Linked DNA regions of Homo sapiens: region 1 is linked to region 2. A link is an interaction called in ENCODE POLR2A ChIA-PET data of the cell type or tissue named here. Cell type or tissue: MCF 10A. All regions are shown on one strand. Region 1 overlaps CPEB4 (cytoplasmic polyadenylation element binding protein 4). Region 2 overlaps LINC01942 (long intergenic non-protein coding RNA 1942).

Region 1 (4,000 bases), 190 kb before region 2:
ACAATAAAACCAAATGTCACAGGGCTGAGAAATCCCACATAGGAAGTGAAATAACATATTTGAAAGCACCTAGCCCAGTGCCTGGTATATAACATGTGCTCAAAATTTAAAACAAAAGCATTGACCAAAATATTATCTAAGTTTAACATTTAAAGTTGATAAACAAGTATACTCAATTATTTTCCCCTTTCAATACTCTATCTACAATCAGCCTTTGATCATCATGTATCACTGTAAAATTTTTTCCTCTCATCTTACATGCGTCTGGGAGGCACTCTCCCTTCCAGCCCCACCTGCACCCACTATCCCCCTGCCATATTATCATTATGTGAAGAGGCACTGTAGTATAATGATTAAGAGCCAAATCTTGTCTGTGAATAAAAATAATAATAATTTCTGCTTCATAGGATTGTTGAGTGAATTAAATGAATCAATACATGTAAAACATTTAGAACACAGGAGGCATGTTAGATTTTTTTTTTTTTTTTTTTGAGTCGGAGTCTCACTCTGTCCCCCAGGCTAGGGTGCAGTGGCATGATCTCAGCTCACTGCAACCTCCACCTCCTGGGATCAAGCGATTCTCCTGCCTCAGCCTCTGGAGTAGCTGGGATTACAGGCACCCACCACCACGCCCAGCTAATTTTTGTATTTTTAGTAGAGACAGGGTTTCACCATGTTGGCCAAGCTGGTCTTGAACTCTTGACCTCAAGTGATCCGCCCACTTCAGCCTCCCAAAGTGCTGGGATTACAGGCGTCAGCTACCGCACCCCGCCACATGTTAGCTATTATTATATGCATATTACTTTAGCTGTGTCTAAAAACAGGATTTCAGTCAGGCACGGTGGCTCACACCTGCAATCTCAGCACTGCGAGTGGATTATTTGAGCCCAGGAGTTTGAAACCAGCCTGGACAACATGGTGAAACCCTGTCTCTACAAAAAAATACAAAAATTAGCCGGGCATAGTAGTATGTGCCTGTAGTCCCAGCTACTGGGGAAGCTGAGGCAGGAGGATCTCTTGAGCCCAGGGAGGTCAAGGCTGCAGTGAGCTGTGATTATGCCACTGCACTCCAGCCTGAGTGACAAAGCGAGACCCTGTCTTAAAAGAAACAAACAAACAAAATCAGGATTTGAGTGATGCCCTCTGAATTCATGTAATGAAGCTTTAAGCTAAGCAAAAATAACTTAGAAACACCTTTTAATATACAAAAATCCTCCAAATAAAATGTCTTCCCCTATCAGTTATTGGGGGGGAGGATTATGAATTTAAAAGGTTATTAATTTTAATTCATTATATGTACCCAAACCTGAGTAAACAAACGTAAAAATCATTCTGGTTCATTTCAAATTAAAATAAACATTGCCTAATATCAGTTACACTTCAGGTAAATTATTTCCTTTCAATATAACAATAACGTGCTGGCCTTTGATTGAATACCATTATTATAATGTACCCATGTAAGCACTATCCTTAATGTCTGTGGTAAGTTTCAAGATCTCTCTATCACGCCTAAGGAATTCTTTTTATTCTTTTTTTTTCCCCTGTGAGAAATATTGCAGAAGAAAGGAATTATTTTAATAGTAATTAAATTGAAGTGCTAATATCTATAAAATTTCTTTCCTAAAATTAATAGTGTTTAAGTTATAAATTATTTTTTTTTGAGACGGGGGTCTCACTATGTTGCCCAAGTTGGTCCCAAACTCCTGGGCTCATGCAATCCTTCTGCCTCAGCCTCCCAAGTAGCTGGGATTACAGGCACGTGCCTGCAAGTTATAAATTTAAATAAGACAAATTTAACCAAGTTACTTATACCAACTTAAAATGATACTTTTTCTCAAAAATAACTAATTCACAAGAATTATTGGTTTTTAAAAAGCAAAAAGAACTGTATCCATTTAAGTAAGAATCACAGTGGTCAGTTTACTTACTTCTTTAGACTTTTTCAAAACCCAATTAGGAGTTTCTTGTCATAGAGATTTTTTTCAAATCATTTATTTCTCTTGTGACTTTCAAATCACCCCACTGCTAGCTCTCTCCTCATACATGTGTGCGTGTGCTCTCTCTCTCTCTCTCTCACACACACACACACACACACACACACACACACACACACAGAGCTACAAATGGTGGGGATGAGGAGCAGAATTAACAATTTACTTTTGAATCTTACCATATTTGAAAGTCAGGTACACTGACCATCCTTTTCCCATAATCAATATAAAAGACAGCAGTTCTAAGGGAAGAGTTAGTTTCTAACAATATATTTTAGTATCAATCTTAGTCTAACTATTATTTCATAAATCAACTTAATCTCCAAAGAAACTGTTCAAAAAGATTTCACACATAACACACACTCTATTAGCCCAATAGGAAAAAATATTAATGTGCATATATGTATATTTTATTCATTGTCTGAACTTTTCATTTTTCCTAAAGCAATCTTAACAAAAGTCAGTAAGCTGAGAATGGGAACCAAACTGTGAGGCCACATAAATTCACTGTGTCAGCATATAGTAGCAAAATAAGAAAAAAAGGTGTATTTAGTTCTGAGCCAAATCTTAATCCAGTTAAAATGTACTGAATGTTAACTTACAATTTTTAAATTAGCAATATAAGAATAATTCATAAAACTTATCTTTGCATTAAATTTTCTTTAAATTTATGTTCAAAGGAATATCAAAGGCAACTTTTTAAAAATAGACTTCATGGGATTGTCAATGTCTTAAACAGCCTTTTTACTTGACCACTAAAGCACAGTAATTGATCTTTGGTTTTAACAACTGAAACCCTTTAAAGCAAATGCCAACAGCTTTTTGATAGGCAAAAAAAAAAAAAAATCGTTTTTAGAAGTCGAAAACTAAATATACCCACATATTTTAAGATGCACTGCACCTGAATCCTTAGGAAAGGAATGACATAGGGTTCTCTTAGCAAACTTCCCCTCCCTCTCAGTCAATTACTAATTAAAACAGATAATTCTGCTAGGGCTAACATCGTATTTGGGAACAGTGCAATGATTCTATAATCTGTTTCAGCCTTTGCAGAAATATTTCTAAAGTAACCCTCTAGCTGTAGCACATGTGTACGTGCACACATGTATGTATACATATTTTCAATCCTTGGGTTTGTTTTTTTTTTTAACTTAGAATTTGTACTCTGACCAGCTGTGTACCCTTGGCTAAGTTATTATATATTTCTCATATTCAATTTCTGCATCTGTAAAATGGGGATAATAACAGAACTCATCTTGTGAGGTTGTTGGGAAAACTAGATTCAATGCTAGATTCTTACCCCTTATAAATTTCCTAAACACATATAATCATACCCTCAAAGTATATACATTTAGTGGAGCATCTGACGTTCAACCACCTATGAAATTCCCTTTATCTAGTTCATATCAACCTAACTTGCTGCTCATTAATTCAAAAACATCAATGACTCTTGCCAGAATAAAGATATTCTGGTAGCAAGAAAGACAAATGATCTTTGCCTGGATCTATTTTTAGGAATGGTTTAATTATCTACATCTTCAATGTTAACATTGGAAAATAAACAAACGGGTGAAAGGCATAAAGAGTCACTCTGAGATGAACAGTTTCACAGTGTTCAAAAATAAATGGGGATGAAGAAAACATTTAGATCATTTCTCTCACTAGATAGTCCTTACTGATGAAAGGTAGGCCAAAATTTGCAGAGGTTTAAGAGGAATTGCCAAGTCCATCAATTCAGGCTGTTCAGACCTACAAGGTTCAGAGAGTTTCCAGGTTTAAAATGCAACCAACCAGTGAGAAAACTGTAATTCAATAGCTGGTTTTCAGTGAATCACTACCTTATAGTGTCAAAAGAAATTTGTTTAGTTATATAGTTACTTCAGAAAACATTCAATAGTTTCTGCAATGAAATATATTTATATCTATATATTATTTATTCTCATCTAAATAGGGAAAAAACTGACCCTGATTCTCATGTCAGGCAAGAAAGGTATTATAGTTAATAATTA
Region 2 (4,000 bases):
GGCACTTAGAATACATAGATGAGCAAAACAGGCAAAACCTTTCCCTCAGGGCGTTACCATTTGAGTGCCACCATGCCACGGCTGGTACAGTTGCTATTGAGACAAACAAAATAAGACCCAGTTTTTGCCTTTGGGGAGTAGGTAGTCTAGTGGAGGAGGCACATACACAGAAAATTCCAAAGTACTGTGGAAATCTCAGGGTACTTTGATAGGGATTACCAGAGGAGCTGTGAGAATAAAGGCTGGATATCAGGGAAGGCTTCCTGGAAGAGGTGTTGCCTGAAATGAGCCTGGAAGGATCACTTAGGGACAGAAAAGTCATTCCGTGTAGAATTCATGGTGAGTGACAGAGCCTAAACCCAGTCTCTTTTGCATGCTGAGCACTGAGACCCAGACGCTGGTGCTCAGACCTGATGACTTATTTTCCCAGGTACAGCTTGAGCAAAGACACAGAAGCAGAAGGCAGGTTTTTGGTTCCATGAACTCTACATCTGGCTACATACAAATGGTGAAGAGGAACAGGGAGAAACATGGTTGAAAAGAACAGGCTTGGACTTCAGGAAGCAGTAAAATGAGCGAATGCCATTTATGGTTACAAAGATAACTCAGCTGGGGGCCAAACAGAGACTGAAATGGAGTGGGTGAGGATGGAGGCCGGGAGGAGATGGCTGCAGAGGTCCCAGCAATGACAGTGGTTGTGGGAAGGGGCAACCCCAAGTCTTGTGCTCCCAACTGCAAATCCAGTGCTTTTTCTAAAAAAATATTTAAATAATTTATTTATTTTTGAGATGGAGTCTCGCTCTGTCACCCAGGCTGGAGTGCAGTGACACAATGTCGGCTCGTGCAACCTCTGCCCCCCGGGTTCAAGCGATTCTCCTGCCTCAGCCTCCCAAGTAGCTGGGATTACAGACGCACGCCTCCACGCCTGGCTAATTTTTTATATTTTTGGTAGAGATGGGGTTTCACCATGTTGCCCAGGCTGGTCTCGAACTCCTGACTTCAAGTGATCCACCCACCTCGGCCTCCCAAAGTACTAGGATGACAGGCGTGAGCCACTGTGCCCAGCCTTATTTTTTTTTTTAATTTATATTTTCAGAGGCAAACGATCCTTGCTCATTAAAAAAAGGAAATAGAAATTCAAAACAAAAATGCCTGTATCTGATGGGAAAGATGAGCCCAATGTTCTTTTTTAAAAAACCTTTATTATGAAATATTTCAACTGAACATATGCAGTTTATATTGTTATAAAGCATAACAAGCAATCAAACAGCTGTGAACCCACCACTCCATGTCAGAACTAGAACTTCCCAAAGCAGTCGGAGCTGAGGTGAGATCCACTCTGATGCCCTTCCCCAACTCCACGCCACCCCCCAAGACCTGACCACCTGATTACTCTGGGATTTCATTTTTGTCTCGTTCCCTTGCTTTGCTTTATGTCTTTACCAAATGTGAATGTGTGCCTAAACAATACAGTGCTCGATTTGCTTGTGTTTAAGCTTTATTACAAATATAACTTTGATCCTTCTGCTACTTGCAATTCTAAATTTGATATTACGAGTCTCAGCCTCATCGGCGTTGATGCGTGTGACCGACATTGATTCACTCTCACCAGTACGTGGTGTGTTCCGTTGCATGCATGCACCCCTGCTGGGGTATCCATTCTCCTGTTGGTGGACCTTTGGGTGGTATTAGTTGCTGGTCATCTCCATGGTGCTGTCCTCTTGCAGGTCTCCAGGACACATGTGCATGAGTTCCTCTAGGAAACCACGGTGTACAACTGCTGGGTTGCAGGCCCAGGGTTCTTTCCACTTCTCTATCCTCCCAAGTAGGGTCCAGCTGGCCTTAGTGCTGCCATGCTGAGAGCTCTGGGAGGGGCAACCCAGGGCAGACAGGCCCAGGCCAGCCACCCTGCCCCAGGCATTTCCCAGGACTCATCAGGCACCCAGCGGCCCCTCAGCAGTGAGCAATACCAGAAATCTGCCAGCTGGCTACTAACTGGGTCACAAGAGAGTACTGCTGTCTCACTCAGGGTGCGTTCCATTTCCTTCAGCACTTGCGCCAAGTAAGGCTGTGTTCACAGGCCACAAGACCCAAGGGAGATGGAAATCAGCTCACAGATGCTGAGCTGACTGCACACCAGGCAGTGTGCAAAGCACCTTACACATATAACTCACTTAATCCTCATCCCTGACTGCACGAGGTGGGCACTATTATTAACCCCACTTTACAGATAAGAAACTGAGGCGCAGGAAGTTGAAAATTTTGCCCAGACCAACACGTACAACTTCAAATCCAGACAGCCTGGCCGCTCTGCTCCTACTACTCTGCTACCCCATCTCTCAAGAGGGGAAAAGGACTAGCTCCTTGCCCAATCCTGAGGTTGTCAGCATTCTTTTACTGGCAAGGAAAACAAATGGAACTTCAATGAATATATGTAGAAAGAAAGACTTATTAGCTGACAAAAATCAATAGAGAAAAGACAGGTTAGAAGCAGATCTCAGGGCCCACTGGGTCCAGGGAGGCGAAAGCGCCCCTCCTTCTCCGTCTTCCTCCTCCACGTCTCTCTTTGTGCTGTTTTCATTCTTTCCTATTGCAAAAGGGCCTCCTCCCCTGGGCAGGTAGGTGGCTGCCTGCAACTCTCACCTCACCTTCTCACAGATCTGCCTATTTCTATTTTAAAATACAAACAAACCAAAAGCCAGAGAAGGTTCCTGACAGGCCCAGGAAAGGATGTGATTAGCTTAGTCTGGGCCACCTGCCCATTTTTTATGGACTAAATGTTTGTGTGTCTCCAAATTGGTATGTGGAAGCCCTACCCCCAGTGTGACAGTATTAGGAAGTGGGGCCTCTGAAAGGTCATTAGGTTTCAATGAGGTCATGAGGGTGGGGGGATCCATGATGGAATTAGTGCCGTTATAAGAAAAGGAAGAGACACCAGAGTTTTCTCTCCACCATGTGAGGTTACAGCAAGAAGGCAGCTGTCTGCAAGCCTGAAGAGAGCCCTTACCAGGAGCCAAATCTGCCAGCACCCTGATCTTGGACTTCCAGAACTGTGAGAAATAAATTCCTGTTCCTGAAGCCACTCAGTCCGTGGGATTCTATTAGCAGTCGGGACTGACTTGGACACTGTTCCTGGAGCAACGCTAGTGGCCTGGGGAAGCTGGGCCCTGGGACTGGTGCAGGGAGGGCCACAGTCCCAGCCTATAGCAGCTGAAGCTGCATTTGTCCCCAGGAAGAGGACATCACAGACACAACCCCAGAGGCAGTGGGAGGGGGCATGATTGATTGGGAGCAAGGCAACAGTCTAACAGGGCCCATCTGTGCCCAGGAGTGGGAGAAGCTCCTGGCCATGAAGAGAGCCCTCACCAGAGGCCAAACCTACTAGGACCTTGATCTTGGACTTCCAGCCTCCTCCCTGGAAACACGTGACAGCACATATGGGTGGTCTCCCTTCTTGAGCGAGGCCTGAGTCTTCACCCAGGATCCAACTAGACTGAAAAGAACTGTCTCCCTAACAGCACTCCATCAGCATTCAGAGAAAAGAGATTTCCACCTGGTGTTTTTAACCAACACAACCTCCTTCTACACCCTAACCCATAGAGGGCCCTGGGACCAGTATAAGAAGTGTGGGTGTTAAGCTGGGACTGCTAGAAGGAGCAGCAGCCCCATGGGAGCAGGGCAGGAGGGTCCCCTCTTGACCTGCTGACTGCAAACACTGCAGCCGGAGAGACACTCACTCAGGCCACGGTGGGGAGGCCCAGGGGAGGCACGTGTCCTCATTCTGCTAAGGCGATAGGGCTCGGGCACAGGACAGGCGATTTGACATCAGAAAATCCTGCAGGGGCTGGCCTGGCCTCTAGATGCACGTCCTCCCCTTCAGACCCACCCCACACTCACCCAGCCCTGGGCTCCGGCCACTCCATGGAGCCCGTGGCAAAGGCCTGATGTGTCCTCAGTGAATCCAGGTCAGAGAGCGGTCGAGCAGCAACTTGGGGAGCCA

What was found. ChIA-PET counts read pairs that join two places held together with the same protein. Peaks named below come from ENCODE experiments on the same cell type or tissue, not always from the same donor. Only the 100,000 strongest peaks of a DNase experiment are listed, where the experiment ranks them.
Region 1: POLR2A ChIA-PET joins it to region 2 with 11 read pairs; 5 of 35 experiments call an interaction of 5 or more read pairs at or near these places.

Annotation. Positions count from the first base shown.
Region 1 is chr5:173,891,112-173,895,111 of GRCh38, reverse strand. The region is part of intron 1 of CPEB4 (cytoplasmic polyadenylation element binding protein 4); the gene reads right to left. Among named protein-coding and RNA genes, the nearest start is that of CPEB4, 4.8 kb to the right of the region's middle. RefSeq lists enhancers at 846-965, 976-1,095, 3,991-4,000. In MCF 10A, no CTCF peak of the experiment used is centred here; a DNase peak (open chromatin) is centred at 2,081.
Region 2 is chr5:173,705,603-173,709,602 of GRCh38, reverse strand. LINC01942 (long intergenic non-protein coding RNA 1942) reads right to left here. Exons shown (of 3, transcript NR_146727.1): 3 at 3,754-4,000. It overlaps LINC01484 (long intergenic non-protein coding RNA 1484), which reads left to right. Exons shown (of 3, transcript NR_108027.1): 3 at 1,728-2,004. LOC107984118 (a long non-coding RNA gene) reads left to right here. Exons shown (of 2, transcript XR_007059059.1): 2 at 1-1,530. Among named protein-coding and RNA genes, the nearest start is that of LINC01942, 18 kb to the right of the region's middle. RefSeq lists an enhancer at 1,878-2,378. In MCF 10A, no CTCF peak of the experiment used is centred here; a DNase peak (open chromatin) is centred at 1,972.